Linked DNA regions of Mus musculus: region 2 is linked to region 1. A link is a loop called in an ENCODE intact Hi-C map of the cell type or tissue named here. Cell type or tissue: gastrocnemius. All regions are shown on one strand. Each heading gives the region's core, and the rest is flanking DNA. Links, peaks and the distances in the headings are about the cores only.

The links. Peaks named below come from ENCODE experiments on the same cell type or tissue, not always from the same donor. Only the 100,000 strongest peaks of a DNase experiment are listed, where the experiment ranks them.
Region 2: a loop joins it to region 1, with 5 times the contacts of the local background. A loop is called at or near these places in 15 of 42 quality-filtered maps.

Annotation. Positions count from the first base shown.
Region 1 is chr17:66,572,242-66,586,824 of GRCm38, forward strand. All of the region lies in intron 2 of Themis3 (thymocyte selection associated family member 3), which reads right to left. Among named protein-coding and RNA genes, the nearest start is that of Themis3, 15 kb to the right of the region's middle. In gastrocnemius, for the core only: a CTCF peak has its summit at 5,974 (motif pointing right); DNase peaks (open chromatin) are centred at 5,986 and 10,151.
Region 2 is chr17:67,660,364-67,676,764 of GRCm38, forward strand. No RefSeq gene overlaps it. Among named protein-coding and RNA genes, the nearest start is that of Lama1, 29 kb to the right of the region's middle. In gastrocnemius, for the core only: a CTCF peak has its summit at 7,831 (motif pointing left); a DNase peak (open chromatin) is centred at 7,828.

The DNA.
Region 1 (14,583 bases), core at 2,725-10,724:
TGTCTTCTTTCTTAATCCAATTGTAGTTTCTAAACTCACTTTTAATATACAAAGAAGTTGGAAATTAGCCCGATACCCAGTGGGGCAGAAAATTTACTTATCTTGATAAGAAAACGAAAGAAGTTGGGGAAGCTGCCCAATCTTATACTAAGAAGTGACAGCGAATAGCTTCTTGTAGGAATGACTTAATCTGGCTGCTCTCACCGCTGTTTGGGTCACTGCTCTGATCTATGCCTCACGTTGAACGCATGCGCAGACCTGGGATCTCCTGCTTGTGCTTCCTGGACCCTCTTTAACAATCTCCACGTGCGTGCGGCTACATTTTCCATCCCTGGCTGTTTCCCTATGTTTCAGGAACATGTCACATGGTGGGCTCGCCTGTCAGCTGGAAATCACATCTTCAGTTTCTAATGGTTTCTAAATTCCTTTTATTTTCTATTCAAGATGATCTCACTATGCAAGCCCCGATTGCCTCAAAATCACAGAGATCTGCATGCTTTTGCCTCTTGGGAGCTAGACTCAAAGGCACAGGCCACTACATCCAACTGAATTTTTAATTGTTGACATATTCTTTATTCATTAATATTTGCTGTCTTTGTTTCAGTCAGACACACTCCACTACTAGGGGGCAAGCTTGAGTCACTTCCTTTAAAAGTGTCCAGAGAAGGTCCGGGTTTTTCTCTCTCCCTGGACACGCAATGTAGTCGTTAGCCATGTCCTTTAAGGTGCAGGCAGGATATAACTACCTTCTCAGGCATTTTCCCCAGAGGTTGCCAAAGTTCCTTTGACTTTAAATGTTATTGCCTAGTGGTCTCTACCAGATCTGTCCTCTGAGATTCTGTAAACACAACACTTAGGCCAGGGTGTTGGCAAATAGGAGAAGTGGTGTGTGTGTGTGTATGTTTGTGTGTGTGTCTGTCTGTGTGAGTGTTTATGTGTGTGGATATGTGTGAGTGCATGTACGTGTGCATGTGTGCATGCATGTGTGTGCTCATGTGCATGTTGTAATGAGACCATTTTACTCAATCTATTCCACAGATGTAGAATCTGAGACTCAATGGCTCACGTTACACCCACTTGGCATCTTCAGCCAAGGTTCAAATTTTGCTCTCCAAACATTATTTCTAAGAAAGCTACTAGATGTCTCTTGACCAAATTAGAGGGTGAGCCATGAAGAGAGTCAGGGAGGAGGGAACCAGGGAAGAGGCTGGGGTTGGGAGAGGACTTCATGATAATGAGGAGGACTAGGGAAAAAGACAAACTTGATTAGCCTAAGGCATTTGAACAGACTGGGAATAGAAACTGCCAATGACCAGAGGATACAAAGATACAAAAGATGATACAAAGAACAAAAGATGATACAAAGAAAAGCAAAGTAAATGAACTTGACCTCCAGGCATGGTGCTATTTGGCCTTAATCCTAGTACTCCAGAGGCTGAGGCAAGAGAATCATGAGTTCAAGTCCAACCTGGGCTACATAATGAATTCTAGGCTAGCTTGAGATACATATTAAGACCCTCTCTCAAATTTAAATTTACAAAAGAAGAGTGATTTAACTATTCTACTATATGGTTCAGCTGTGAATAACAGAATCATAACTTTGTAAATCCTGTGTGTGTGTGTCCCTAGACTAGGGTAGGAAGCTAAAGAGATCCACATCTCTGCCTTCTATATCAGAAACTATCTTGAAGTGGGACAGAAATCAAGAAGGCCAGTGCAGTGGCCCTGCAAGTTCACGCTGATGACTGACAACTCCACTGAGGACTGAACACACCTGGGAAAACATTGCATCTGTGTTGAACATGCACAGACTTTATTTCTTACTATTTCCTAAACAACACAGCCCAACAACGATTCTCAGCATTTACATTGTATCAGGTAGTGCAAGTCACCTAGAGACAATTTAATAGATATAATATATGCGAACCCTGTGCACTGTACTTGGATAAAGTACTTGGATAGCTGTAGCTTTTAGTATTCACAGGGGGTCCTTGAACAAATCCCAGTGGAAACCAAAGGATGCATTTTACCTAGAAATATGGAGACAAAGCAGGAAAATCTAATAAAGTAGTTGCTTTAAGGAGTTAGAACTGGGGTAAAGAAAGAAGTGTGTGTGTGTTTGTGTGCATGTGTGGGTGTATGTGTATGTATGAATATATGTATGTACCTGTGTATGTATGTATATGTGTGTATGTATGTGCACATATGTGTGTTTGTATGTGTGTATATGTATGTATGTGTGTATATGTATGTATGTGTGTATATGTATGTGTGTATATGTATGTATGTGTGTATATGTATGTATGTATATGTATGTATGTATGCGTATGTATGCATGTGTATGTATGTGCATGTGTTTGTGTGTATGTTTGGGTATGTATATGTATGTATGGGTGTGTATATATGTTTATGTGTGTATATGTGTGTGTTTGTGTGTATGTTTGTGTATGTATGTGTGTATATGTATGTATGTATGTGTGTATATGTGTATATGTGTGTGTATGTGTGTATGTTTGTGTATGTATATGTATGTGTGTATATGCATGTATGGGTGTGTATGTATGTTTATGTGTATATATGTGTATGTGTGTGTGCATGTGTATGGGTGTATATGTGTGTGTTTGTGTGTATAACTTCATGGAAAGGGAAAGAAATAAGAAAAAAGAGGAGGAGAGGGAGGAAGGGGAAGGAGAGAGAGCAAGAGGGTTGGTACATTAGTTCACACAAAGATAATCACAATTCAAAGATGTTTAGTGAATGCCCTTCTTTAAAGCACCTCCATCTTTTTTAAATAACATTTTAAAAAATGTGTTTGGCTATTTGCCTACACATGTCTGTGCATATATGCAGTGACCACTGAGGTGGGAAGAGGGCGTTGGGTCCCCTGGAACTGGAATTCCCCACAGTACTATGCCACCATGTGGGTTCTGGGAACAGAACATGGATCCTTTGGAAGAGCAGCCAGTATTCTTAAGCATGGTGCCATCTTGCCTGGCCCGGACACTCACATCTTAAAATGAAGCAGCATTCCCCCTTAACTTAAAGGAATGAGTCAGATCCTGCAGAGCCAGGCTCTGAGGATTATCCAGTGCCTAGCAGGCTACAGGCTAAAGGATGGGAAGTCAGACAGTTAAGAGTGATCAGTGGGCTGCGGGGCAGGGGAGAGAGCACGCTTGCCTAGCAAGTGAGGCCTGGGTTCCAACCAAACACTAAAACAAAGAAAGACAGATCCACACTGCTTTGTCAACCTCCATGCCTCTAGATACTCATGCAAAGCCCCATGCAGGCAAGCATGGAAGTATGGGATCTGGCTGTGGGCAAAGCTGGGCTACCTATGGAAGAGGATGAGGATGGTCAGGAATTAGGCAGAGACTTCTCCTGTGCTTATTCTCTTAGTGGTAAATGTCAGAGGACGTTTAGAAATTCAAGTTGTGGAATACCAGGCTCAGTGTGGAGCCCAGCTAGATGGGTTGGCTTACTCCCTGAGCACAGGCGGGGGTGACCCAGGCTGAGGGTGCAGGTGCTTTCTTAATGCCATGATGGGGCGGTTGATGGGTACCTCCTTGTGGAGAGCAAACAGCAGAAGGCAGGGGCTCTCTGTGCCCTTTAGTACGGTTGTTTTACATCTGGGGCCATGTCACCAGGCAACAATTTGACACCTAGGCGGATCTTGTCCAAAGGCAGGCATGGCAGTGTTACTGATAATGGCTAGGAAGAAGACACAACCTTCCTTAACTCTTTGTCTTTTGGGAATAATTTTCATAGCAATGTAAATAGTCACATATGCCTGTATATGCTTTTGGTCTTTGTTCAAAATGTGTGGCATTAAAATGATATTTACAAAGAGTTTTGTTTGATACTATGTTAGAATGTTAGTGGCAAATAAAGTGATGTCTGCTAGTAAGACCTATATTTGACCTATTTATACAAGTCCCTTTTGTCCATGGATGACGTGCTTTAGGTTTGGGAGTAGAGACCTGAAATCATGAACATCAGTCAGCTTTGCATTACTACGTCAAGATGCAAAAGTCAAGCATCTTAGGAAAAGGGCATGCTTGCTTCATCTCAGTGTTGGCGTTTTAGCTCTCGGTCTAGACCACTGTTGCTTCTGGTTCTGTGGGAAGATAACACAACTTAGTGGGAGCTCATGGGACAAATCTGTTTACCTCATAGAACACAGAAAGCAAAGACAGAGGGAAAAGAGGGGCTGGAGTTTCAACATTCTCCTCAGAACCCTCAGTAACGTTCCACTAAGCTCCACTGCCCAGGAGTGCTAAGGGCTGTGGCCCAAACCTTTAGGAAGCCTTTATGGAACAGTCTAGATCCAAATGACAGAAATGATTAATAACAACAACAAACAATTATGACAGTTTACCACAAGAAAAGTTACATGGATACTGTGTCTCTCTCAATGTTACTTTTCATTTAAAAGAAAGACTTTGTAGCTTTCCATTGGCTCATTAAAGCTACTCTTGTGCTTTGAGACCATTCGGGAAATAAGGCCAGCTAAAACTCAGCACCGTGAGATTATGACATTTTATCTGATAACTCAGATTTAAAAATTATAAAATCATGCATATAAAAATTTAAATTAATTATATATGACATATATGATATATAATATTTATCATCATAAATTATATATAATTAATTTATTATTTATTTTAAATTTTATTTACTAATTTTATATATTTATAATTTATTATTTATTTATGATTAATTTATTCCGTGATATATGTATATATTCCATTATTTAGATATATACATATATATGCATATGATGGAATAAATTAATTGGCTCAAAGTGGTTTCCATGTAACTGAAGAAACAAAATCTAGGAGGGAGGTGGTGGTGGTGGTAGGGAGAACTAATCTACAGAAGAAACAAACCAAACCAAAACACCCCACTAAAAACAAAGCCAAGCAAATGAACAAACACCTGGAACCAGCCTGCAAACTCCCACCAGGGATAGGAGTGATTCATCCTTTTTTGGCACCTGTTCCATTCCAACTTTATGCAATGAAAGCATGTTGCTTGTGAATAGAAAGTACAATTAGCACTTACAAGGGAAATGAGAGTGGCATAGGTTTATGCCGCTGAAGTAAAGTCACTGACATAGACCTCTTCAGGGACAGCCCGGCTCCCTAACCCATCTCTAACAAGGGTGGCTGATTTTCTTTCCAGGCACTTATATCAAATGCAGAATTTTTATCAAGTTAAACAGAAGTCCCAAGTCTACCCGCGGAGTCATTGTGCATCTCAAATTGTTATCTGTTGTCTCTTCCAGAGAATAGGAAGCTGCAAGCTCATTCAGCGTTTCTAGAAGTTACCATGCCACTCCTTTGAAAGTGGATCAATAAAGCTTTCTATTAGATTTTTCTCCCAGGTACACAGCAGTCATAATTAACAACCTCAGCTGTCATTCAAGCTGGAGCTCATCAAATCTAAAGACCACAGAGTGTGTCCTCTGACAGCGCCGTGTATGTCTTCCTGAAAACAAGATAATGCCAGGCCAGCGGGAGGCCTATAAATATTGCATTCAAGAGCACCGACATTGACCTACAGTGTCTGACAGAAACATAAAGAATGGATGGCACTGACACACTCTTCTGCGATTTCTATTCCCAAAGGTAGCAGCATCAGGCCCTGAAAGGCCTTATACCTATCACGAATCTTCTCTTACCACACAGAAAAGGCTAGAACGCTTTTTCCCCTAGCCTAGTTGATAAATTGGTTCTGTAGAACCCACACAGATGAACGTGGCTTTCCTTAAGTCAGAGAGATTTCCCAGAGTTGAAGATTCTTGTTACTTCTTAAACCCACCCTCTCCTCTCCAGCTGCACAAGAGCCCTAGACACACTTATACAGCACCAGGAGGAGACATGGCTTTCAAAGACTCACATAGGAGGATTCCGAAGGCACACAGACTGAGAAATGCCCAGGGCAGTCGCTTCCCTAATACTGCACAGGATCACAAGATGGCGCTGTCACCACAGCAAAGATGCTTAGATCCATTTCCCTGCTGCGGAATTCCTGGCGGGAGACTCACCTAGGCCCAGGTAGGAATGATGCCCTGTCCTGGTTCCATGTTTGGGGATGTTTGTATAATTAAAGTGTGTGCTTTCAGTTTGTGACTCGGCCACTCTAAAGTGTTAACAAACAGTACGCCCACACCACAGGAAAGCCCACCTGTCAACATAGTTTTCATACCGTCGCTCTGGGCGGCATAAAATTCTTTCCTCCGTAAAGAATACATAAATGGGGAAAATAAACTGTACTTAAAACTTTGGAGCATTTTTTTGTTCCATAAATTCTAATCATATCCTAATCATAATTTTCAAAGTAGTATTTTTATTTTTACTACTCACAGTTCCTTCCATCCAATTCACCTGCAAGGTCCTTATTCACCACCTCAGTTGGGCTGCTCGGTTTTCTTTGGTCAACTTGATACAAGCTAGCTTCATCAGGAAGAAGAGACCTCAATTGAAGGGATACCTCCATCAGCTTGGCCTGTGGGCAAGTTTGTGGGGTATATTCTTCACTGATGACTGATATGGGAGGGCCCAGCTCCTGGTGGGCGGGACCATCCCTGGGCTGGTGGTCCTGGTGCTATAAGAAGGGAGCAAGCCACTAAGTAGGACTCCTGCATGGCCTCTGCTTCAGCTCCAATTCCCCTCAGTGACAAACTCCAATTGTAAGCTGACATAAATCATTTCTTTCCCAAGCTGCTTTTGGTAATGGTGTTCATCACAGCAATAGGAACCCTAACCAAGGCACAAGGACAGAGCTCAAGCAGGGCGAGTGGTGAGTTTCCTGACAGCTCATAACAGCACAGTAGTCACGTAAGACAGATTATTTGCTGGGCTGTTACCCCCAAAGGTACCTTTCACCCCCCTCAGACAAAGAGGTCTGGCACACATTCACTAAGTCCTGGAGCAGGAGAACCCTAGTAGGCAAGTTACTGTGCCACTCCTTTTTAAGTGTATCAATAAAAGCTTTTTGTTCCGATTTTGTCTAAGGTACCTGGCAGACAGGGGCGGGGAGGCTCCCAGGAGCTTCCAGCTGGGAAGCGCAGCAGGTGCTCAACCCACGACTCCAGGTGCAAGGCCCACACCCACCTTCATCCCCATCTGCCCAGCACCTGTTCTGGGAGCCCCTTGCTGTCCCTCGAAGGGACTATACTTCACAGATTCCAGCTGGAGGACAGTGACATGGCTGAGAACCTCTCACAGGGGAGTAGAGTGTACCAAAGTGAGTGAACAGGACAAGATGTGGTGGTAAGAGTCACACTGTCACCAGTCTCCAGCGAGGTCCTGAGGGATCACATGACAACCTGTCCTATAGCAGCAGAGACTGGTGGAAAGGCTCGTGTGAAGGTATAGAGATGGACAAGGGCACAAACGGACTCCCAGGCATGGCTCCTTATGTGACTGTTGTGTTGTATCAAGTTGTCTAGAAAAGCACCCCTCTCTCCCCTCTCCCTCTGACTTTGTGCCTTGGTTAGTGTTTCTATTGCTGTGGTAAACACCGTGACCAAAACACAACCAGCTCTGTGGTGCACAGGCGGAGGCAGAAGCTGGGCTCTACAGTGTTCAACCTTACCTAACTGCTCTGCAGACAACATCCTGTTTGTTACTGATGAAAGATGCCGAGGTTCGTAGTGATTGTCTGCTTTTGTCCAGCATCACACAGGACAGGAAGTTAAAAGGTTGGAAAAGGAGGAAGGCCTGGGGAGACTAGCAACAGCCGGAAACGGAGGACAGAGCTCCAGGTTCCAGCAAACTTGACGTTATGCTGCACCTGAGCAGCCTGCCCATTGAGCCCCGTGACCTCCATTGTGCCTCAGACCCACAGCAAGGTCTTGGTGGGGTAACTGGGACTCACAGATGTTAACTCCAAGGGCTTTGCTGCCGAGGAGCTGGGGTGTGGCTCCCTCATTAGGCTGTAGGCCACCCTCTGCTCTGTGCGCCCCTCTCTCTGTGGCCCTTGCTTCTTTCTGGAACCTTCTGTCTGCGGCACACTCAGGGCTTCGCCCGTTTCCTCCACAACTCACTCTACCTGCTGGGTACCAGTTGTGAGAGTTAAGAGTGACTACCAGATTTGCAGGATCTAGAATCACGGAAGAGACAAGCCTCTGGGCATGTCTATGATGGAGATTCTCGGCTGGGTTAACTGAGGTGGGGAGCCCAACCCTAAATGTGGGCTGGAGTCCCAGACGGAAGGTAAAGGAAACAGAGCTGAGCGCTCATCACTGTTTCCTAACGATGGATACAATGTGACCGGCGGCCTCAAATAAACCCTTTTTGCTTCTTTGGCCTCTCTCTGTCTGATATTTTGTGTTGCAAGAAAAGTAAACAATAAACATGAAATACAAATAGTGTCCCCAAGGGAGGATTCCCTTTCTTTTGTGGGTCTCTGGGATGAGCATTCAGCGCCAAAGGACTACAGTCCCGGGGATAACACAACAAAGCCAGAAACGCTGCAACGCAAACCTGGTTTTGGACAACCACCTTTCACTCCCTAACCTCGGCTCAGGGAGGCCGATATTCTTGTTCTTCATCAACTCTACTCCGACACATCTCTGGGAAGCCTAGGTCCCAACCTCCTGCCTTCTTTGCCTTTCCAAGTCCCATATCATCCCGAGTCAGCTCTGCACCGCAGTTCCCCAAGGCTGCGAGTTTAGTGACTGGATTCCAACCAGCTCTCTCTGCAACATCCTCACGTCTACCCTCCGTACCCCAAGCTCTGAATACCTTCCTTTACACTTCACAATTTGTTTGAACCTGATGATTCTCAAACCTTAGGGTATACTGGAACCTTCTAGAGGGCATGGCCAAGTACATAAGTGTTCTGGCTGAGCAACCTGAGTTGGGCATAGGAAAGTACATTTTTACCCAGGAATGCTGCCCGGGGGCGGGGGTGGGGTGGGGTGGGGCTATACTTTAGAAGAGTGGCTTTGAGCTATGCTCAACTCTGACTGCTTCTTACAGCCACCGGGGGAGCCTTAGCTGCCAGCCAGACCCAGCTCCACCTTAGCCTAATTAAATCTGATGTTCCAGAGTGAGGCCACCGAGGGCTTTTAGAGCCCCTCAGGGATTGTGATGCACAGCCTAGACCATCTACTGCCCTACAGATCCCGCCTTGCCCTTCCTTTCTTTCGTCTCTGGCTGCAGGAGACCCTCTGTGCTCTCTCGCCTTGCCTAGCAGAACCACAGGCAGACCTATGTCAAGCCATGGACCTGCGATTTCCACTGCTGAACCTGAGTGCGGAGCACACAGGGATTAGGGGTTACAGAATCCTATCCCCAGCTGCTGAGGCAGGGTGTTTGGGGAGATTGCACTCTAAAGCCCCTGATCATCAACATCAGGTATGGTGCACACTGGGTGCATGTGTGAGTCTGCATTCAGCATTTGGTACCATGAGCCTGCCATGAATGCTCAAGAGGATGCTACTAGCTGGTTGTCCCCTTCCCATTGGGACTCCTCATTTACGAATCAGAGATGGTTGTGCCACTTCCCAGACTCACTTTAGTTTCACTTACAAGGGTTAAGTTGTGGTCTTAGGCTTTCCTCAACCTCCTTTTGGAAGGCATTATAAAAGGGGAAAGCATTGGAATGACATCACCACGCATCAGCCCTTGTAAGCCTTAAACGGGCACGTAAGCTATTGAAGGTGCTGGAGTAACTCTAAAATACGAAGAACATGAAACTATAAGAAACCTAGAAACCGAGTTAAGTACTAAGGCAGATTAAAGGAAGTCTCTGTTACATTCTCCTTGTTAAGTATGCAAGCTCTATCAATTATACAACACCAAACACCTTCTCTGTGAAGATGAACTGCTAATGCTCTTAAGACCTAAATCACCATGCTTAATCACCACTATACCATAAGAGAACGACATGCTGTTTCTAATGTCTTCGCATCGTGGGTGTCAGAGGGAGACTGGGGATGACCTTGGTTTTCTTCTCCGGGAACTGTGAACATTGTCAATCATGAGGAAATGGATGGTGACGGGAATATGTGGAGAGATAATATCATCAGAACATGGCACAATGATGCCTGGGCAAGAAAGAGACAGTAAAGTTTAAAGGCATTGCCCTGATGTGGGAGCTGGAACCTTGCCCTGGGCCGGCTAGTACGGTTGGCTATAACATGCTATTGTGATCCAGATTGGTCCCCCGCTGGGTGCCATCTGAGGGGAAATGGAGGCATCCTTAGCTGTGCTACCTTAGCCATGCCCCTCAACAGTGAACTAACTCACTGTCTAGGTTCGCCATTCACCAATTTCAATCCACCAACACCCCAAGTTCTACCCCCTGTGAAGTTAGCTAGATAAAAGCAATCCAACTCACTGTCTTCAGGGCTAATCCAGATACTGTGTTTCTCCCAGGCCGTTTGCTCCTTTTCTTTGCTTCTATGACTTCTGCCCTCTATAGACTCAACCTGCTCTTCAAGATGATACAGTGAAGCTGAAGAGGCTACCTTCACTGACTAACTTACAGATTGGAAGGTGTAATAGCGCAGCTTCCAGTCTTTCATTAGTTTAATGAATCCAGCCTTGAACGGAAAATGTATTCCTGAGTGCAAAGAACTGTCAGGTTTTCATTACTGCAGAGAATCAGGGTGCCCCGGGGAGAAAGCATGAGGGCAGAGGCTGTGGTGTGGACTCAGTGGTGAAGAAAAATGGCCTCTTTTGTCATGTACTCTAGGGAACGAGTCCACCATGGTTTCATCTTCAGAGTAAGTGTCCTAGAGATTTTCAGCTGATTTTTGCTGCCTTTCTAGAAAGATCCTTGAGCGGCACCTCTCTCCTAATTATCCCACTGCTGATGTGGACCTATGTGGTCATGTTTGAACAAATTCATAGTACAAATATGCTCTTCTCTAAAACAGAGACATTTTAGAACTTAGCACGGAGAACCTTGTGGCCTTTAGAATCGGGAAGGTTCAATCAAACTAGTTAATATATCAGTTACATCACCAATTCATTTTTTTTTTTTGTGGTAAGCACGTTTAAAATTTTAGTGAATTTGAAACACCCAAGACATTCTTATCCTCTGTGATCAATATGCATTGCAGCAGGTCACAAAACCATTTCTATATCTTAGCTTTTTTAAGATTCCACATATCAGACTATATAATATACATCTTTCCAAATCTCATATGCTCTTTCTCTTAGCATGATGTATGTTAGGTTAGGTTAGTTCTAGCCATTTTGTTGCAAACGCCAGACTTTTTTTTTTTTTTTAATAACAGATGCATAATATGTCATTATTTATATGCATCCATTCATCCACTGATGGACTCTTAGATTGCTTCCAATATCTTAATTACTGTGAATTATGATGTCAAAGAAGATAAATTTTAATAGAAACAAATTAATAGATGTGTTCTTGGTATATCAGAGTAGACCATAACACACACCCTCAAGAAGAAATATGGCTATGCACTTTTCAGAGCCTTAAAAAAAAAAAGCTCCCCAGTTTTGACCAACTAGCGGTACCAAAATAACTGTGATGTTTTACACGCCAGAGGAGCTTCACTGAAGCCAAAGGGAAGAGCAGTGGGCCCACAAATCTGAAGAGGTCATCAGCTGAACAGAGAAAGGGCCCTTTTTTGTTTTTTTAAATAAAAGGGCACATTGTAGGATTTTCCTGATGACCATTCTGGCTTGATGTAGTGACTGAGTCTGGTGGGCCTTCAAAGTGGCATGACTCACTGGATCCTTTAGATCCTTCTTCCTGGGACCCCAGGCTGACTGCCCCAGGCATGGAATCACCCCTATGGTTCAAATAGCCATGGGAAGACAGAGTTTGTCTCTGCTAGAATAGTAAGCATCTTCCTCTTGGGGGAGAAACACGTTTTTGGAAAACCATTGGTTCTTAGTCAGTCTTCCTTAGACTATGGGAAAGGGGGTATCTCTTCATAAACACAGACAGACAGGAGTCCATTAGTGAGGCCTCTTCCTGCCCTGGCCATGTATTTGACTTGCATTTGTTCACTTGAGTTTCCTAAGGAACATGGATTTCCTCGGCCTAACCCTTCATTTCTGGTTGGTTCTAAAGCATCGGCAGCATACCTCTGGCTCACAAATCCATCTGCATTTCACTATCAGCTCCTTTGGGTGGTGGTGGTGGTGCAGCAGTGGAATGACATGGCTGAGCCGTAAAGGCACTTCTCAACCATCCCTGGACTGCCCCTTACCTCGATACATTTGAATTTTAGGAGGGCAAAGTCAGGGTCAAGAGCAGCTTCTTGTTGGATGTAGGAACGAAGGATTGGGGCATTATTCATTTCATGCAACAAACATTTATTCTTTTGTTTTTGCACGTTCATTTGAGAAATAAAGCTAACAGGATTTTACTTCCTGGAAAGGGTTTTGCGATTCGTCTTCATGCTCCATGGGCAGTGTCTTGCATAACCATTCAGGCAGTTGCCAGGCACCAGGGGATGAGGCCCCCTGTACCCTAAGCAGAATTTTTTTTACTACCTTTGATATGGCCATCCAGTCTCCCTTCTATATCAGTTACTTGTTTTGTAGCTGTGAAAAAAGAGGAAAAGATTGACAAAAGAAACCTAGGGAAGAAAAGGTTCATTCCGGAGGACAATTCGAAGGTTTCATCCATCATGGTGGAGACTTCATAGCTCTGAGAGCTTGAAGTGGCTTGGTGTTAGAGGGCATCGGTAGCCAGAGGGTTCAGGGCAAAGATATTTGTGCTCAGTTTGACTTCTTCTTTCTGACCAGTCCAGGACCCACAGTAGAGCTGTGCAGTAAGGCTGCCTACATTCAGCCTTCCTACCTCACCTAACTTCGTCTAGGTGGTTCCCCCTTATCCCAGCCCAGAGAGAATTCTCTGAGCTTATTGTAGATTCCATCAAGCTGAAAGTCAAGGTTAAGCATCTGCCTTCTCAATTGTCTCCTAGCAAGGTCACCATCACCTGGTGCCTCTGCTGAGCACAGGCCCTTGATGGCACTCAGAGAGGCAGCCTACTGAGCCCCAGCTAAGTATCCTGTGCTAAGTACACACTCGAAAACAGTGCTCAGTCCCAATAATCAAACTTCTAAGATGGTTTAGTAATGGTCTCAGTTTTTCACCTAGGAAATATCATGCCTGGAAAGAGAGGAAAGCCTCTCTTGGCTGGAAAATTTTACATCTTGACTGCAGTTCCCCTTCTTCCTCTCCTCCCAGTCCCTCCCTGCATTGCCCCTCTGTCTCCCACATCCACACATCCCTATCTATTCAGATAAAGGCAGCTTTCACCCATGGATATCAACCAAACATAGCATATCAAGTTGTAGTAAGACTAGGTACCTCCCCTCATATTAAGGCTGGATGAGGCAACCCAGTTATGAGGAAAAGGGCCCCCAAAGCAGGCAAAAGTATCAGAGACAGCCCCTGCTCCTGCTGTTAGGAGTCCCACACAAAGACAATTTCTACTAGTTTGTGAGTCCCTTCCCAGGCTGGCTTTGGACTCATAAGCTCTTTCCTGTGAATTATCCAGCACTGCTACAGCCAATGCACGGATTAAAGCACTGCTCACACAGGAGGCAGAATTCTTCAACTTGGCAGAATGCTGGAACTTGGAGGACTGAAAAGGCTGTGGTAGACCAGAACTCTTTAGCTCCTCTGTCAACTGCTGGAATGAGCCTGGTGCTGAGGTGGGAGGCTGTGTAACTGTTGTCTGTGGCTGTCCTCCACAGGGCTCAGAACAGCCTGGAAGAGGGGTTGCCAGCCTCAACACAAGCCTCCTTGTGCCTCAGTTTCTCAGCAGAGCCCAGGGTGGCTGGTGGGCTTGGGGCTGATTTATGTCACATCTTATCTTATGCAGGGACTCGCGTCTCTTCTTTTGTTCAGACTGGCAGGGACAAAGCTTTGTGTTTTGGTTACAGTACTCGGGCACGCAGTGCTGGAGACACTGAAGCTTGGCAGGGAAGTTGGGGAGGCCAAGTAAACCCTCGGTCACAGAGTCCCAGCACTCCAGATGGGACCAGTCACAGCTTTGGCAGTGACTCCTTGCCCCCAGTGTTCTATTTGTCTTATAGCCCAGCAGACAGAAACGTGAGTGAGACAGGGGTCGGGAGAATCCTCACGTGGTGTCCCCTGGGATTCGGTAACTAGGGCGTTGCTGACACTTTCTCTGCGGAAGAGTTGGCGACTCCATCAAAGCAGCGAGGATTTGATTTTTAAACCCTCTTGCTCTCTTCAATGTTGCCAGCCTTCCATGTTCCAACAGAGAGCTCTGCTGGTTGGAAAGACATGCCAAATGAGGCACAGAGGAAAACACAGCTGTGATCTAATCATTTGTCACACATAGGACCCTCCGTCAAGGAAGCGAACAGGGTGCTCGAGATAAACCTTATGTCTTTACTGAAGACTTCCATGGTGCTTCAAGTTCCTGTTCTCCAGTTTTCTTTTGATTGTCACTTAGCTGATCAAATGTTACCATCGATGACTTCTGATTTACCTTAGCCTCTCCCCTTTGAACGCAAGTGATCAGTGAACAGGAGGTCACCGGCTCTCTGCTCATCTGGAGTCACCTTGATAATGTCATCGATATCACAACTCAGCTGCTTTAAGATT
Region 2 (16,401 bases), core at 3,667-11,666, 1.1 Mb after region 1:
CATACCCTCCCACCCACTCCCCTACCCACCCACTCCTCTACCCACCCATCCACTCCCACTTTTTGGCCCTGGTGTTCCCCTGTACTGGGGCATATAAAGTTTGCAAGTCCAATGGGCCTCTCTTTCCAGTGATGGCCAACTAGGCCATCTTTTGATACATATGCAGCTAGAGTCAAGAGCTCTGGGGTGCTGATTAGTTCATAATGTTGTTCCACCTATAGGGTTGCAGATCTCTTTAGCTCCTTGGGTATTTTATCTAGCTCCTCCATTGGTGGCCCTGTGATCCATCCAATAGCTGACTGTGAGCATCCACTTCTGTGTTTGCTAGGCCCCGGCCTAGTCTCACAAGAGACAGCTATATCAGGGTCCTTTCAGCAAAATCTTGCTAGTGTATGCAATGGTGTCAGCGTTTGGAAGCTGATTATGGGATGGATCCCTGGATATGGCAGTCTCTACATGGTCCATCCTTTTGTCTCAGCTCCAAACTTTGTCTCTGTAACTCCTCCCATGGGTGTTTTGTTCCCAATTCTAAGAAGGGGCAAAGTGTCCACACTTTGGTTGTCCTTCTTCTTGAGTTTCATGTGTTTTGCAAAAAAAGTTCACCTTATTTAAACAAATAAATACAAGCAAATTGAATACTTTCCCCTAAGAAAAAGAAGTAGGTGCTGGTGGCTGTCCCTGCCCACAGGAAGTGCCTGGGCATCCACAGATGTCTTCTCACCTCTTCCCCTCAAGACCTCCGATTACTCTAACTGGAGCACCCCAGAGCCATTCCACAGCATGTTGTACATGTCAACGGTGCCTACGTATTTCAAAGCTGCTTCCTGATGCCTGTTACAGAGCCGCCTTCCTCTAGGTCCAGGCTTACAAATGATGGGAACCCTTGCGGGGCCTTTACAATAGACAGCTTGCCACATTTGAGTTTCATTTTTGGCCTCATAGGTGAATCTCTCATGTTAAAAATGTATCCATTATACATGCAAAAACATGCTTATGTATATGACACATATATTCATACATGTAAACACATGCTTATGCATACTGCATATACATACATACATACATACATACATACATACATACATACACACTATTGTTTGTAGTAAAAGAAATACGGTCAACAAAGGTCACACACACACACACACACACCGCACACACACACACACACACACACACTAACTACCTTGCCATTCCCCATCAGTGATGGAAACATGTCTCACATTATCTAAAATGGCTTCTAAGAAGTCTTCCATCCTGAAGCAACATGTCAAAGAAGCATACACCTGATACCCACTTTTCTACATCAGCTCCTAGACTATTTCTGCAGCCCATGGGTAAACTGGGCTCCCAACATCAGATCATTTAAAACAATGAATCGTTCCAAACTGCAGCTTCAGTGTGTCTTTCCCTCAGCACTCTCTACAAGGGGAATCATTGAGGGGCAGATGTCAGTTCCCTCTGAACCGAGTGCTCTCTGCTCTACACACCCACTGCTTGCACATAGGGCACATTTTCTCTTCAGCACAAACAGAGTCTTGAACAGGGACTGTCAAGCCAGGGTAGCACCTTCAAATGATGTTTATTACAGCTTTAAGGGGAAAGGCTTCACCTTAGGAAGCGGTGCAGCTCTGAGGGGAAAGGTATCCTGGCGGTCCAGAGCCAAGGAACATTGGAGGCGCACCACATGACAAACCTCACACAGATTTTTTTGGGGGGAGAGACACAGAGAGTGGTTGCCTCTGCTTGGGCAAGAAACAGCAGGAAACCACGCAGGTGGCTGGTTTTATATAGGGGCTTTGAGGGGTGGAGTTTTCCAAAGGGGGAACTGGTAGGGTTTTGAGCTCAAGGATTGATGAGTTTGAAGGCTCAGGGATAGGTGGGTTTGAGTGAGCTTTCCAACCTGGAAGTGGGCTCAGACCTTTGACCCTGCATTTGGTTCAGGGTACCTTGTGTGACACTGATCACATGGATTCCCGTTTTGATTTTTTTTTTAGACTTCCTTCATAAAAGTCACTGGTGGTTTGGATGAAAAATGTTCCCTACATATCTCAGTGGAGGACATTGTTCTGGGGAGTTTGTGGTATAATACTTAATACTACCTAAGGTTTTAATTACTATGCTTTATATATATATATCAAATAGTATATGGCGCAGGAAGTAAGGTCAGGAAACTAATACTTCCTGATTAGGAACTTCTAATCCTCCCTAATTAGGAAGCCCAAATGATCATACAACACATGGCCCTAGCAACTGCAGGACCCCATAAGGGACAGCATTCCTAGGAGATAGCACCCATTAAAGATCAGCCTGAGATGCCCCCCCCTTAGCATCCCATAGCTACTGCTTCTCCTAAATTACATTAGACCAACATTATCTCAACCCTGTGCCCCAAAATCGTATGGCTTCCCTTGTGCCATCAGACACAAAGAAGAATCTGAAAAAGGCAAGTTAAAGATGGAAAGGTGAGATATCCTTGTTTTCTTGCAGTTAAGTTATGTTAATTTTGTTAATTTAATACACTATAAATCTACGACCCTGTGCATATGTTTGCTGGATCATTTCTAGGTCTGAGGAGAAGCTGCGTTGGTGGAGAGCCTGAAGGCATTCTATTCCAAGGAAGTCCCCCTTGGTTGGAATGGACAGATTCTAAAGGGAAGCTGGGCCAGGACATGTTTCTTTCCCCATTGCTCCTCTGTTCTCGTCTTATTGAACCCAGATGCAATCTCTGCTTAGGTGGATTAAGGACTGTCTTTGGAAGATAAAGTGGATAGTAAAAAGCCACATATTAATGAATTAGAGCCTGCTTATAAAAACCTCATCATCAAAATTTAGATCTGAGGCAGATTAAAAAAAAAGAGCAATTTATCCTCAAACATCCCCTTGGAAACGATCTGTGCAGAATGTGAGCATTAATCTCCGAGACCTGTGACTTTATATTCTGCATGTGCGAGCTGCCTACTTCCTCAAACTTTCTGGCCTCCGATATCCCAGAAGTTTACTGCTAGAAGGTTGTTGATTTTTTTTTCTTCCATCTTTATTATGTTGGGTTTGTTGATTTGTTTTGTTTTTTTAAAACTACTCTGGGCAGCAGAGAGAGAGAGAGAGAGAGAGAGAGAGAGAGAGAGAGAGAGAGAGAGAGAGAGAGAGAGCGCAGAGATCCTAATGCGCCCAGAACATGAGCTCTGGCAAAGTAAAGTCACTGCAGGTTAATTAAGAAATTTAAAAAATTCTTTCATAGACAACTCTTTGCCCTGAGAGGAAAGGTTATAATTAAGATAGATTCTATGTCATTCGGAGCATTTAAAATGCCAGCTCTTCAAAAAATAGAGATAATAAAGTCAGCAGGGAGAAAACGCACTGCTCAACGGGTTTACATGAACTGACCTTGCTAGCAGCAAGACTCAAGGAACTTTCTCTCTCTTCAGGGCTGCTTGCATGCTTGAACCATCTAATCTTCATCCCCAAAGCTGAGGAGATGCCCACCAGCTTTCTCTATGCCCAGAACAGTGTCCTCTGCAGACCTGAAAAAAATCTCTCTATAACAAGAAAGTGTTCCCCAGCTCAGGCCTGGTAGGATGTGGTGATACATCAGCCATAGATGGCTGGCCTTGCCAGGGCAGGGCAAAGTGTGGGGTGGGACCTACAGCAGAAGCAAGCCTCTTGTATGGAGTTAAGGCACCTGGTATTAACGTCTTTCTCTGTGTGTTGAGGTCCCGTGGCAAGGATATTGAGAGATTCTTCTATGTGGTCTCCAGAGACACATAGAGCTGGAGACATGAACAAAGCTCCACCCCTAGGGATGTGTGGTGGGAAATGCACCCTCTGGGTGATTTCACAGCACTGATCTTTCCATCCCTTTCTAGGCCACAGACTCCTCTCTCTGGTCCCTTCTCTCTGCAGGATGCTCTTCTGCAAAGGTGCTTCAAAGTCTGCCCCAGTCTGGCCCATGTGTCCCCTCTTCTGTCAATGCAATGCCCACGCACTGTAGCCCTGGGATACCTCTCCCTCCCACTCTCTCTTGCTTTTTGACTTTCTTAAGGGAGACCTAGACATACTCAAACGAGGTAGACACCTGTACTTCCCAGAAAGCCCTTCCTCTTTCTTTTTCTCTTCTTGTGGCCAGAGCCTAGAGACTCTTTGGACAGCTCTTTGGCAATGAATCTGTGCAGGGGGTGGGGGGTGGGGTAGAACCCTGAGCTTTGCACACACTGAGCAAGTTCCTGTTAACCCCTTGATTACTAAACTACATCACCAAACATTGCCTTCTGGAAACAAGGTCTCACTGTGTAGCTCACAAGTAGCCTTTACACGAACTATTCTCCTGCCTCAGCCTCTGGAGTGCTGAGATCACAAGTACATAACCCCATGCCTGGCGTGGTAGATATTCCTGATTGTCAACTTGACTATACCTGGAATGAACTGCAATCCAGAAGTGGACGGTACACCCATGATCCAGATCTCGAGGCTGGAAGACACAAGTTTCTGACCTTGTGTTCTGATCTTGACATGGAGATCTTGAGGTATAGTCGCCATGAAAAGCTTAGGCCCAGGCAAAGAAGTATGGACTTTTAATCCAAGGAGACTAAAGCAAGGAGATCTCTGAGTTCAAGGTCAGCCTAGGACAAAGCAAGTTCCAGATCTAGGCACACCTTTAATCTGGGTCACACCTTCTGCTGGAGACCGACATAAGGTCATTGGAAAAAGGAAAACTCACTCCTCTTCACTTGATTGTACTTACCTGCCAGCACATCTGTTGGAATCTACTTCTACAGAAGACCAGCTGAAACAACTAGCCTTGTGGGACTGAGCAACTACTAGATTCTTGGACTTCCCATCCACGGTTGCCCATTGTTGGGTTAGTTGGACTACAGATTGTAAGTCATTACAATAAATTTCCTTAATATATAGAGAGACATTCTATAAGTTCTGTGACTCTAGGGAACCCTGACCAATACACCAGGCCTGACCTGGGTTTCAGACTTCTCTTTCTGTCACGTGCATCTTGCTCACACTAAACGTTGTTGAGTGTGAGCATGGTGAAGCGGTACAGAATTACCTCTGGGCTGGACTCCAGCGAACCCCTCTCCAGCAGCTGACAACCACTGTCTAGTATGTGGGAGAGAGACGTGGTCACTCACTGCTCACGGTGTTGAGGACTCATTTGAAACTCTCAGACAACAATGTTCATGACGTGAAAACATCCCTGCTTACTGTGGATCCAGGAAATACTATTCACTGTGGGAATTAATAGGGTGTGACGTCTTTCTACTCCAATGTCACTGGCTACAACAAAAAGAAGACAGTAAAATTGCCCTGCCTTTAGTCTCTTTGAAAAACTCTTCACCGGCATCTGATCCCCGTGAACGTTCAGATCTTATACCTCGAACAACAAACCTTTACTCACTTGTGCAAATATATTCAGAGATGGCAGGCAGTTTGCACATGCTTGCCCATCTTCTGCATATCTGGGTTCAAGCCCAAAGCACGACTGATGTTACTTAATTTTATGCTCACTGAATTAGTGAATGGCTATACGGCTATACAAATATTGTTGTGCTAACCCTCAAAGATGCTGTCTATATGCATGTGTTAGTTTTCTGTTGCTGTATCCAAAATACCTGAGGCTGGACTTTTTTTTTTTTAAGTGTATTTAACTCATATACTCACCAGAGGCTCAATGTTCCAAATCAAACAGTTCTGGCTTTGTAAGCGCTGGCAAAAGTCCCTGTGATTATGTCACCATATTGTAGAGAAGCGGAAAAGGACTGTATAAGAAACAGGTCAACACATGGTGGTCTTCTTGATGACAATATTCTTCCTTGAGAATTAGTACATTCTAAAAACTCAACATTAATTCCTTCCAAGGGTGATGCCCCAGTGACCTCATTAGTTCCCAGGAGGCTCCAGGTCTCAATGATTCTACCACACCTCATCATCATCACACTGGGAACCAAGTTTCCAGGGTGAAAAACTCCCATGGATTAAAAATAAACCGTATTCATGCTATCACACTTTGAAATATACACGTCAACTGACACAGTAACTATATTGACTGTGATCTATTTTACATAGATCACATAGCACCTCAACTTGGGGTGGCATGGAGGCCTCCTGGACATCACTGGAAATCAGTCTAATATCTTTGAGTCTCACATCTATGTCCAGAATAAACAAGTGTATTGTGGAATCTAAAAAGGGTCTGTCATGGGCGGGATGCTATTGGATCCTTGACCCCAAGTCCAAGATATAAAAATATTAAGGGCTGTGATGTGTGCCATGCACCCCACAGGAGCCTTTCTGGCACCTTCTGCTGGATGCTGTGAGTCTTGTCTCTTAGCTGTGACACTCCCAGTCTGTCTCTGCTATGTCCTGGTCCCCCTTTCTTCTTATCTGTGGAGACACCAGTCATTGAGTAACAGCCTGCCCTACTCCTGTGTGACTCCAACATACTTTCATTACAGACGCCAACAGCTGATTTGCAAATGAGCACAGGGTCTGAGGTACTGGATTGAGGCCTTATGTGAGTGGCCAAAGGAAGGGGCAGTGCCCAGCCCAGGGAGGTCTGGAGGAACTTTGCTGGCTCCTTCCAAGACCCTCACAGAGTGTCTCTGCTGCCTTTCCTGGCTCAGCTGGCTAATTCTCAGCACTCGTTTCAGCCTGGTGGGGTTGCTCTCCATGGCGTTGGTGAGCTCTGCTTTCTCTTCCTCAGCCAGCTCACCCACTCTGCTTCGGGAACCTTTTCTAATCTCAAGTTCAAGGTTGTCTCCAGTCCTGTGCATTCCTTCAGCCTCCCTCCCCCACTGAGCTCTCTAAGAATGGCAGCCTGCAAGGCTATTAACTAGTATGGATCCTGACAGTTAGGTTCTGGACTCTTTGGTGACAGTGACCAAGTCATCAGGCCACCTGCCCATGTCCTTAACCAGTTCTCCTAAACCCGGCAAGAAGGGATGCTGCAGCCGGTAGCTGAGCTCCAAGGAGACCAAGCATTCCCCCTGCAGGGTAGAGGAAGGCAGACAACCTCATGTGACAGAGGGTAGATGCTTCCAGAGACTAAGCCGGTCAAGCAGGCACCATCAGGGAAGCTGAGGGAGAAGGTGTGGGGATCGAAGGCTCTGATTGGGGAAGGGCGTCAGGAAGGTTGTGTGGAAGAAGGGAGGGTGTGAGAAGAAAGGAGATAGGAAAGGAAGCCTGCTATGGAGAGGCAGGGGAGCTTCTTTAGTTCCACTTTTCCTGTAGAATCCTCAGAAGGACCCAAGGAAGGAATGGGGCTTGGGGGATGAGCATCATCTAAATGGTAATGTGCAAGCCACACAGAAGCTATACTGTAAGAATTCTCTCTCTGTGTGTGTGTGTGTGTGTGTGTGTGTGCATCTGTCTGTCTGTCTCTGTGTGTATGTGTCTGTGTGTGTGTGTGTCTCTGTGTCTGTACCCCAGTGTCTGTCTCTCTCTTTCTCTTTCTCTCTCTCTCTCTCTCTCTCTCTGTGTGTGTGTGTCTGTCTGTCTGTCTCTGTGTGTATGTGTCTGCGTGTGTGTCTGTCTCTGTGTCTGTCCCTCTGTGTCTGTCCCCCTGTGTCTGTCTCTCTGCTGTTTCTCTCTCCCTCCCTCCCTCCCTCTCTGTGAGAGAGAGAGAGAGAAAGACAGAGAGACAGAGACAGGGAGCTAGAGCAAAAGAGACAGGCACTGAAACAGAGATTTCTGCTAAAGACCAAGGAGATGATGGAATGAGTCTCTGATGCCAACACAGGAAAGCATACTGTCACAGTAAAACACAACCAAATTAGGACACTAGTTCTGATAGAGTGGGTTCTCCAGCTGTGTGGATCAGCAGCGCCATCTAGTGGGGCATCGAGCTAAGAATCACAATCTTGAGCTCAGGGAAGTCCGATACCCTTCACACCAAAAACTAAGATGACTTCTCTAGAGTTCAGTGTAATTTATTTTAGGTTAGTCTAAAACCCTAACTAGAAAACTCTCCATTTTACCTCTAACATTACTGGGAGGGGTTCTGGGGCTCTGGCTGGCCCAGGCACACTCCATCAGGGCACCTGGCAGGGGGTATCCACAATTATTTGTGCATACTCATGGTCCTGTAAGAATCTGCCTCTTACTTTGAGTTCTAGAAGATTATTTGGGAGAGAACCTTGAGCCTGCTTAGAAATGTTTAGATTTACGGTTTTTGTTTTCATTTTAAAGAAATGGTGATCACTATGTCTATGGTCACTGTTATTTATCTTTGACTGTGGGTGCTTTCTGGACAGTCTTCCCCAGCTCTTGGACTACCAGCTTTGGAATGTAGCTGCTGCATACCTATTGGCATTTCTGAGTCTGCACCAGCTCTCCCAAAAGACTACCTTATTTCCCAACTAGCGGGGTCATCTCCACCCACGTGACCTGTAGCCTAAAGTTACAAACATCTAATCTCAAACTCCTCTCCTTTTCCTTTCTTTAGTTTAGCGCAAACATCCACCCAATCTCTGCACCGGCGTTCTTGGAATTGCTTGTCTCTGTCTGGTGTCTTCTCTCAGGGCCACAGCCGCAGCCTTATAGAAGCACAGGACAGGGATTTCGGAGAGTCCAAGGGGACACATTGATCACTCAGGATTCCAGCCAACATTACCTCAGAGTAGATGTCAATAAGTGGATAAATGACTGTCAAGTCAAAAACATGTCCGTTTAAGCAGCTGTTATATTTAATGTTCATTCATATTTGATTGCATTAAAATTGTGTGATTGTTATATATTATTATTATTCCTTCTTGAGACAACAAGCTTTCTCTATGGACAGCCCAGGCTGCCCTCAGGCTTGAGAACCTCTTGTCTCTGACTCCCCAGAGCTGGGATCATGAGTGAATGCCACCACACCCAGTCTACCTATTTTGTCAGAGCACTTGAGAGTGCAGGGTGGTCATGGCTCACCAGAACCTGAGAACCATAAATTAAGTTATTGAATAGTTGTCAAATAATTCAAAAACAAAATAAAAGAACTTGTTCTCTGAGTTTTGTAGCCCAAATTTTATGATACACTTCATGTGGGAAGTCACATAGAAAAACTTAACAAGATTGCCAGTTTTAGCAGATTGGCTGGAGCTATTCAAGGTTCTGTGTTGGGGACTCAAAGGCTCAATGCTGAACTCAGGCACTGGTGTCATCTGCACTGAGATCAGGAGAGTGGACATATTCAATAATGTGGTAACACTGCCTCATACCGCCATTTTGAAACCCAGTTGTTCAACAATTTTTATTTATTCTTACTAAAGAATAAATAAAAATTGAGCATGAGCCAGGCAGTGGTGGCGCACACCTTTAATTCCAGCACTTGGGAGGTAGAGGCAGGGGGATTTCTGAGTTCAAGGCCAGCCTGGACTACAGAGTGAGTTCCAGGATAGCTAGGGCTACACAGAGAAACCCTGTCTCAAAAAAACAAAAAACAAAAACAAAACAAACAAACAAACCAAAAACAACAACAACAAAATTGAACATGATAGTTGTACCATTAATCCCAGCATGCTGGAAGCTGAGGCAGGAGGATCATAAATTCAAGGCCTGGATAGGCTACAATAGTGAGCTCAAGGCCAGCCTGACCTAGTGGATGAGACAGAAACAAAGCTAAAACCAAACCAAACATCCCCAAAGAATGACATCTTATAAAGGAATTATGAGATAAATTGTGTTATATTTTCAAGATAAGTACTCTTATCTTATGCCACTACCTCAGCGAGGTGCTTCGTCTTCCTTTTGTCCGTGTATGTAAGTAGCGGGATGGGTTTCTGCACATGCGTCCTGATTCTGCCTTCTGTGGCATCACGCTGGTGATAGCCACAGGGAGCTATTTCAACCACAACAATTGGCAGACATTACAAATCAAGACTTTCCCCTAGAAAGCTGATGGCTAAAAATGTACAACACACATACATCATGCTTGTCCAAAGGAAGAAAGAAGTGGCACTAACCAGTGGCCAGTGCTTACAGGTTTCTCTCATGTGGCTGCTGTTGTCCTCATTACTCTCTAGCCATTATTTAGATGTAAATGTCTTGATGTTCATGCCTCTAACTCTCACATCAACCCTGAGCCAAGCACTATTGTGATTCCCACTTTATAGGGGAAGAATCCAAGACACAGGTGTGCTGGGAAACCTAATCAAGGGGCTGGAGAGACTGCTCTGTGATATGGAGCACTGGATGCTCACCCAGAGGACCTGGGTTCAATTCCCAGCACAGGCATGGCAACTCACAACTGTCTGTTCCAGGGGAATGGACACCATCACACAAACATACATGCAGTATATAGGAATTTTTTTAAAAAGGAAAGAAACTTAATTAAAAGCTCATTGAGTGATTAGAATATATGTGTGTGTACATATATATGTATATTTATCCTAGTATATATAATTACATACTACATATCATATTAGAATATTGTGATGGTTTATATATGTGCAGCCCAGGGAATGGCATGATTAGAAAGTGTGGCCCTGTTGGAGTAGGTGTGTCACTGTGGGTGTGCGCTATAAGACCCTCATCCTAGCTGCCTGGAAGCCAGTCTTCTGCTAGCAGCCTTCAGATGAAGATGTAGAACTCTCAGCTCCTCCTGTACCATGTCTACCTAGATGCTCCCATGTTTCCACCTTGGTGATGATAGACTGAACCTCTGAACCTGTAAGCCAGCCCCAATTCAATGTTCTTCTTTAAAAGACTTGCCTTGGTCATGGTGTCTGTTCACAGCAGTAAAACCCTAACTAAGACAGATATATATGGAATATATATTATCCCATATATTATATATTATTATATATGTGTGTATATGATATAGATAGATAGACACATACATACATCATATACACACACATACATAAGCACCTTCTAGGCATTTACAGAGAGGAGGGCATACACATTGGACAGTCATTGAGGATGAAACACAGAGATGTGGAAAGGTGGCAAGGTGACATACCAATTGTTGCTCTGCTGGGTATAGTGTAAGTGCAGCCCCAGTCTCCACCCATCCTAATCCCAGCATTAGCTCTCTGGACTGTGGCTGCATTTTCTTAGACACTTGTCACAGAGTGTGACTTCAGAGCATGTTCATGACAAAGCTGGAGCAAAGGATACTGGGCACTGCACGACAAAGGTTGCTTCCCTCATCTTGCTGAAATGCAGCCTGGCTGGAGGTCGGCTTGCTATCATCCCTTGGAGTCCTGGACTGGGGACGGCTCCTTCTCAACACCCATGTCCTTAACCACTATAAAGCCACATGGCGGCTCACACACAACCTCTGCCCATTTCCTCCTGACAGTGGCACAAACGGGTCTCAGGTCTGCCCTGAGAGGGTGACACGCTCATGTCTAATATGAAGGGAGGTGAGGGACTGCAACACCGTTCCAGTCCCTGAAGGAGAAATGGAATATTGACAAATGGTTCTTCAGAGCTTCCACAGAGAGTAGGAATCTATTCCTGAAGATGGAAGCTCACGTGGCTGATGCCTGACTCAAACCTGGGACGGAAGCAGCCTTTGGTAGTAGGATGGAGGGGCTGGGATGGACAAGAAGGTGTTACCACAGAGGCAGAGAAGAAACAGGATGCCAAGCATCGAGATGACAAGGCCCCCACAGCTCTGACTATGTGCCCATCAGTGCCCTGAGTGAGGCACATGTTTGTAGTCTCTGGATTCCCAATGGGTCAGGCCTAAGAAACAAAGCACAACAGGCGTTAAGTGTGTCTCATCTTGTCAAAAGACTGTGCTGTAGTCTGATGCTCCACCCACCATCCAAACAGAACGGATAGCCCAAGAGGTCACATTCTTTTTTCGACTGAATACTTTGTCTGGTGGAACCCTCCGTCAATTGGGTAATTGCTTCTAGGGAGTGCAGTAGGCCAGCACACTGTTTTAGGACAAGTGTCCCCTCCTCTCCAGACTGCATTCTATAATGAACTATCAGGGTCACAATAAAACAAGATGATCTATTGGTGGTATACAACCATAAGTCAATTTCTCTGATGGATTTGCGTGACCTTTGGCAGAAGCCCAATTGTGGAAGGAGGCTTTGTCTCCAGGAGGAAGGCAGAGTCAGCAAGTAGGCAGGATGGTAGACATAGAGGAAAGATGGTCACCCCATGATGGCTTGAATCTGGAACAATCCACAGAGTCCCTTGTGCTGAGAGCTTGTTGCCAAGAGTGGTGCTATTAGGAGGTAGAGAAACCTTTAAGAGGTGGGGTTGAGTGTGAGGTCTTCACTGGGAACACACCCTTAGAGGGCGTTATAGCAGCTGGTGTTTTTGTCTCCTCTGCGTCATATCCTCACCAGACAAACACTTCTCTACCCAAGACCCAAAGCAACAGGACCAGATGATCATGGACTAGCACCTTCAAGCCTGTGATTCCATGGATAACCCATTTTCTTCATAAACTGATCGTGTCTGGAATTTGTAATAGCAGTGGAAAGCTGCCTGGCATAGGGTGTACCATACAGTGACATGTAAGCCCGGTTACCCTCTGGGTATCTGCCGACTCTGATGACTACAGTGTTTACGTGGAAATCAAACATGGAAACTTCCAAGAGACAGAGACTCAGCTCTGCAGCAGCAGCAGCAGCAGCAGCTTCTATCACTTCCTCAGCCTGGCCTCCTAATATAAAGGGAGGTGAGGAAGCTACATCAACACTGCCATCAAGTCAGGGAGCTGCATCAATACTGCCATCATGGCTGTCTTAGTCAGGGTTTCTATTCCTGCACAAACATCATGACCAAGAAGCAAGTTGGGGAGGAAAGGGTTTATTTGGCTTACACTTCCACATTTCTGTTCATCACCAAAGGAAGTCAGGACAGGAACTCAAGCAGGTAAGAAAGCAGGAGCTGATGCAGAGGCCACGGAGGGATGTTCCTTACTGGCTTGCTTGCCCTGGCTTGCTCAGCCTGCTCTCTTATAAACCCAGGACTACCAGCCCAGGGATGGCACCACCCACAATGGGCCCTTCCCCCTTGATCACTAATTGAGAAAATGCCTTACAGTTGGATCTCATGGCAGCATTTCCTCAACTGAAGCTCCTTTCTCTGTGATAACTCCAGCTGTGTCAAGTTGACACAAAACCAGCCAGTACAATGGCTAACTCCTGTATAGCTTCATGTGAATTCTTCATGGGAACCAACCAATGTCATATAAAGTACAATACTCCTTGTACAGTTGAAGATCCCATGGCACAGAGTGGGAAATGACTAGAGAGAGTGAGAAGGTGAGTGTGTGGATGTGTATGAGAGTGTATGTGTGATTGTAAATATGTGAGTATGAGTGTATATATGTGTGTGTGTGTGTGTGAGACAGGGAGAGAATGTGTGTGGATCTAAATTCCTTTGATACCAGCTGAGATTGTGTATGATTTCTTTCCTGAACTCACTTGCCAAATTCCATACATGCTGAGAACTAGAGTAGACTGAGGTATTCACTGAGAGAAAGAGAATCCACGTTTATAGCCATATGAATTGACCCACTGAGTTTAGATCCAGAGGAGAGGCCTGTGAGTGGCAAATGTTATGTCATCAAGGCTGTTGTGGGAGGAGACAGACAGAAAGACAAACGTTGTGAGAGTTCTAGTGGGCACATTTCTCCAGGGATAGATAGGAGCCCTCTCTGGATCTCTGTCTAAAACCTGTAAGTATGCTGTAGCTATAGAAAAACGACAGAAGGTTGACGTGATGTACATCCTATACAATGTCTGAACAATGGCCTTTAATACTTTAAAGATTATCAAAGTAAGAGAACACTCAGACACTGTCTTGGTCAGTTGAGCCCAAGCCAATACAGTTGAATGCAATGTAGTGTCCTGAATGTGAACATGAACAGATATTAATCAGAAAGCCTACTGACCTATTAGCAGCGACCTGTTCATATTAACTGGCAGATCGGCAACAGTTGCTTCTTCCTAGCTTTGAATGTTAGTATTACTAGAAACAGGTGATACAAATAAGGGAACCCTCATCTTTTCAGGGTTTCTGTAAACATAAAACACTGTTCCAAAACGGAAATTATTCAAAGGAAATGATGGCAACATTTATGAGATTTGCGATGTGTACTGAGAGGAGCTTCACAGCATGGCTGCTGCACAGGGCAGTGTGCTGTTAGATTATCTTACTGTCAAGGAAGTGGAAAAGGAAAAGAAAGGCTAACCAATGATCAATAATTCTTAGAACATACGAGTTGAGGGGCTCAACTAACATTTGAGAATCAATCTAGCAACTCACATGTTAATCTCAAATAATAAAGTAAAATAACTTACACACATTCAAGAGTATTTCACAATAGACGTTTGAGGCAAATATAAAGAAATGCAAAGATGAAGGGCTCTTCAAAATGTCTGCTTAAAGTGGCAATTGGCCAAGATTTTCAAAATGAGGCAAGCATGTCTCTTGCTAGTTTCTACCTGACATAAGACAAGAAAAATAAACTAGAAAAAAATTAAGGTTAGAGAAGAAGTAGTCCCTTTTTGTTTGCAATGATTGACGTATATGCTAATAAAACTCTAGTAACCAATAACTGGGAAACAAGTCAACAAGCACTCCTACTTACAAATAATAATAATAATGATAATGATAATACATCAGAGTGAGTCTAATCATAGGTTAGACTTTTTTGCTAAAAGCTATAATCTAACCTTAAGATATATACTATAATCATGAGCAAAGATTCAATGTTGGTAGCATATCCATTCTCTCAACTTAATTATAAATATAAGAAAGCAGGCTGAGCAAACCACAGTGAGTGAGCCAGTAAGCAGCACTCCTCCATGGTCTCTGCATCAGCTCCTGCCTCAAGGTTCCTGCCATGTTTAACATTCCTGTCCTGACTTCCTTCAGTGATGAGTGATGTAAGCCAAATAAACCCTTTTCTTCCCAACTTGCTTTTGGTCATGGTATTTTTATCACAGCAATAGTAACTTGAACTAAGATGTAATCCTAACATAATTTTGTAGAAGCTGGGAATTAAAAAAAAAAGATGTAGCATAATGGGGAATGGAAAAAGAAAGAGAACATTACACATCTCTATAGGTTTCATGATTACAGAGAATGTTACGAAGTGTCACCACAAAAAACATGACCAAAATGACCAACAGAACAATGTGGGTTGAGTAGATTCAAACATAGTCAGTTGGTTTACATTATAAGAGCATTTTAATGCAGTAGGTTAAGAGTATTTTCCTCAAATACCATGAGACTGGACCATCCCTACAAACACTGTGCCTGCATGCGCATCTGCCAAGAGTGTGTTCGTGAGTGCTGGACTTTCACATAGTTTACAAATATGTAACAGGACCCAGAGCTACACAACAGTCAAAGCGAATCACTAAAGCCTCAGGAATAAAATCTAGGATCTTCATAAGAACCTAGAAGTAAGCTAAGAGTTTTTTGTTTTTGTTTTTTGTTTTTTTAAGGTAAGACCTTTAAAATATTAGCCAGACAACTGATTATCATTTATGGCAGTTAAGAGGAAAAGAATGGTACTGGGGGGGGGGATGCTTTCTGAAAAGTAAGTAGACAGCAGAAGGGAGAGACCACATCTGGCTGGTAGTCCTGCTTTATTTTGTAGAAAAGTGCTCTATGGGAATCTATGTACTTGGCTCAATAAATCTCTCTTCTTTACTAATTAGTTAGCCTGGTGTATTTTGTCACAACAATGGATAATGAACTAAAAGATGTGTACAGGGAGGAAAAGTCTAGAAGGGGAAATATGGCTGAAACAAACCAGCAGCCATGTGTGGATGGAAGCTGTCAAATGTACTGAGGTGCGCTGGGAAACAGAACCAGACAGGAATCTTTAAACTTGCCTGGTAGACAAGAGGTAGATGGCATTAAGGTGTGTGTATATACACGTGTATACACACATGCACACACACCCATAAACATACACACATTCACATGTACACACACACACACACACACACACACACACGTCTATATATACACATAGAAGAATAAAAGGGAAGTTTCAGGATAGAAATTATACAATAGAAAATTAGAACCATCAAATCTGCTAGAGATCTCCTGGCACTTCACATCTGTTCTGGACCAGCTGCCTCAAGAATTCTGTGCATAAGACTCTCTCTCTCTCTCTCTCTCTCTCTCTCTCTCTCTCTCTGTGTGTGTGTGTGTGTGTGTGTGTGTGTGTTGAATATCTAGAGTTTTCTATTAGGCACAGCAGAATTTTATATGACTGTATAAAACATTGAACACAGTAAGGACAGAACCCTGACGCTGGAAGGCGAGGCATGTACACAAAGAATACGAGGCATTCAGATAGAATAGGTGTTGACTCCAACAATAAGGAGGGAAATACTTTTGACGTATTTCATTGATTTTCTGTCGCATTGATGTACTCTAGTTATCTTCCCTTTAAAATCATTTGATCCTTAAAGAGCA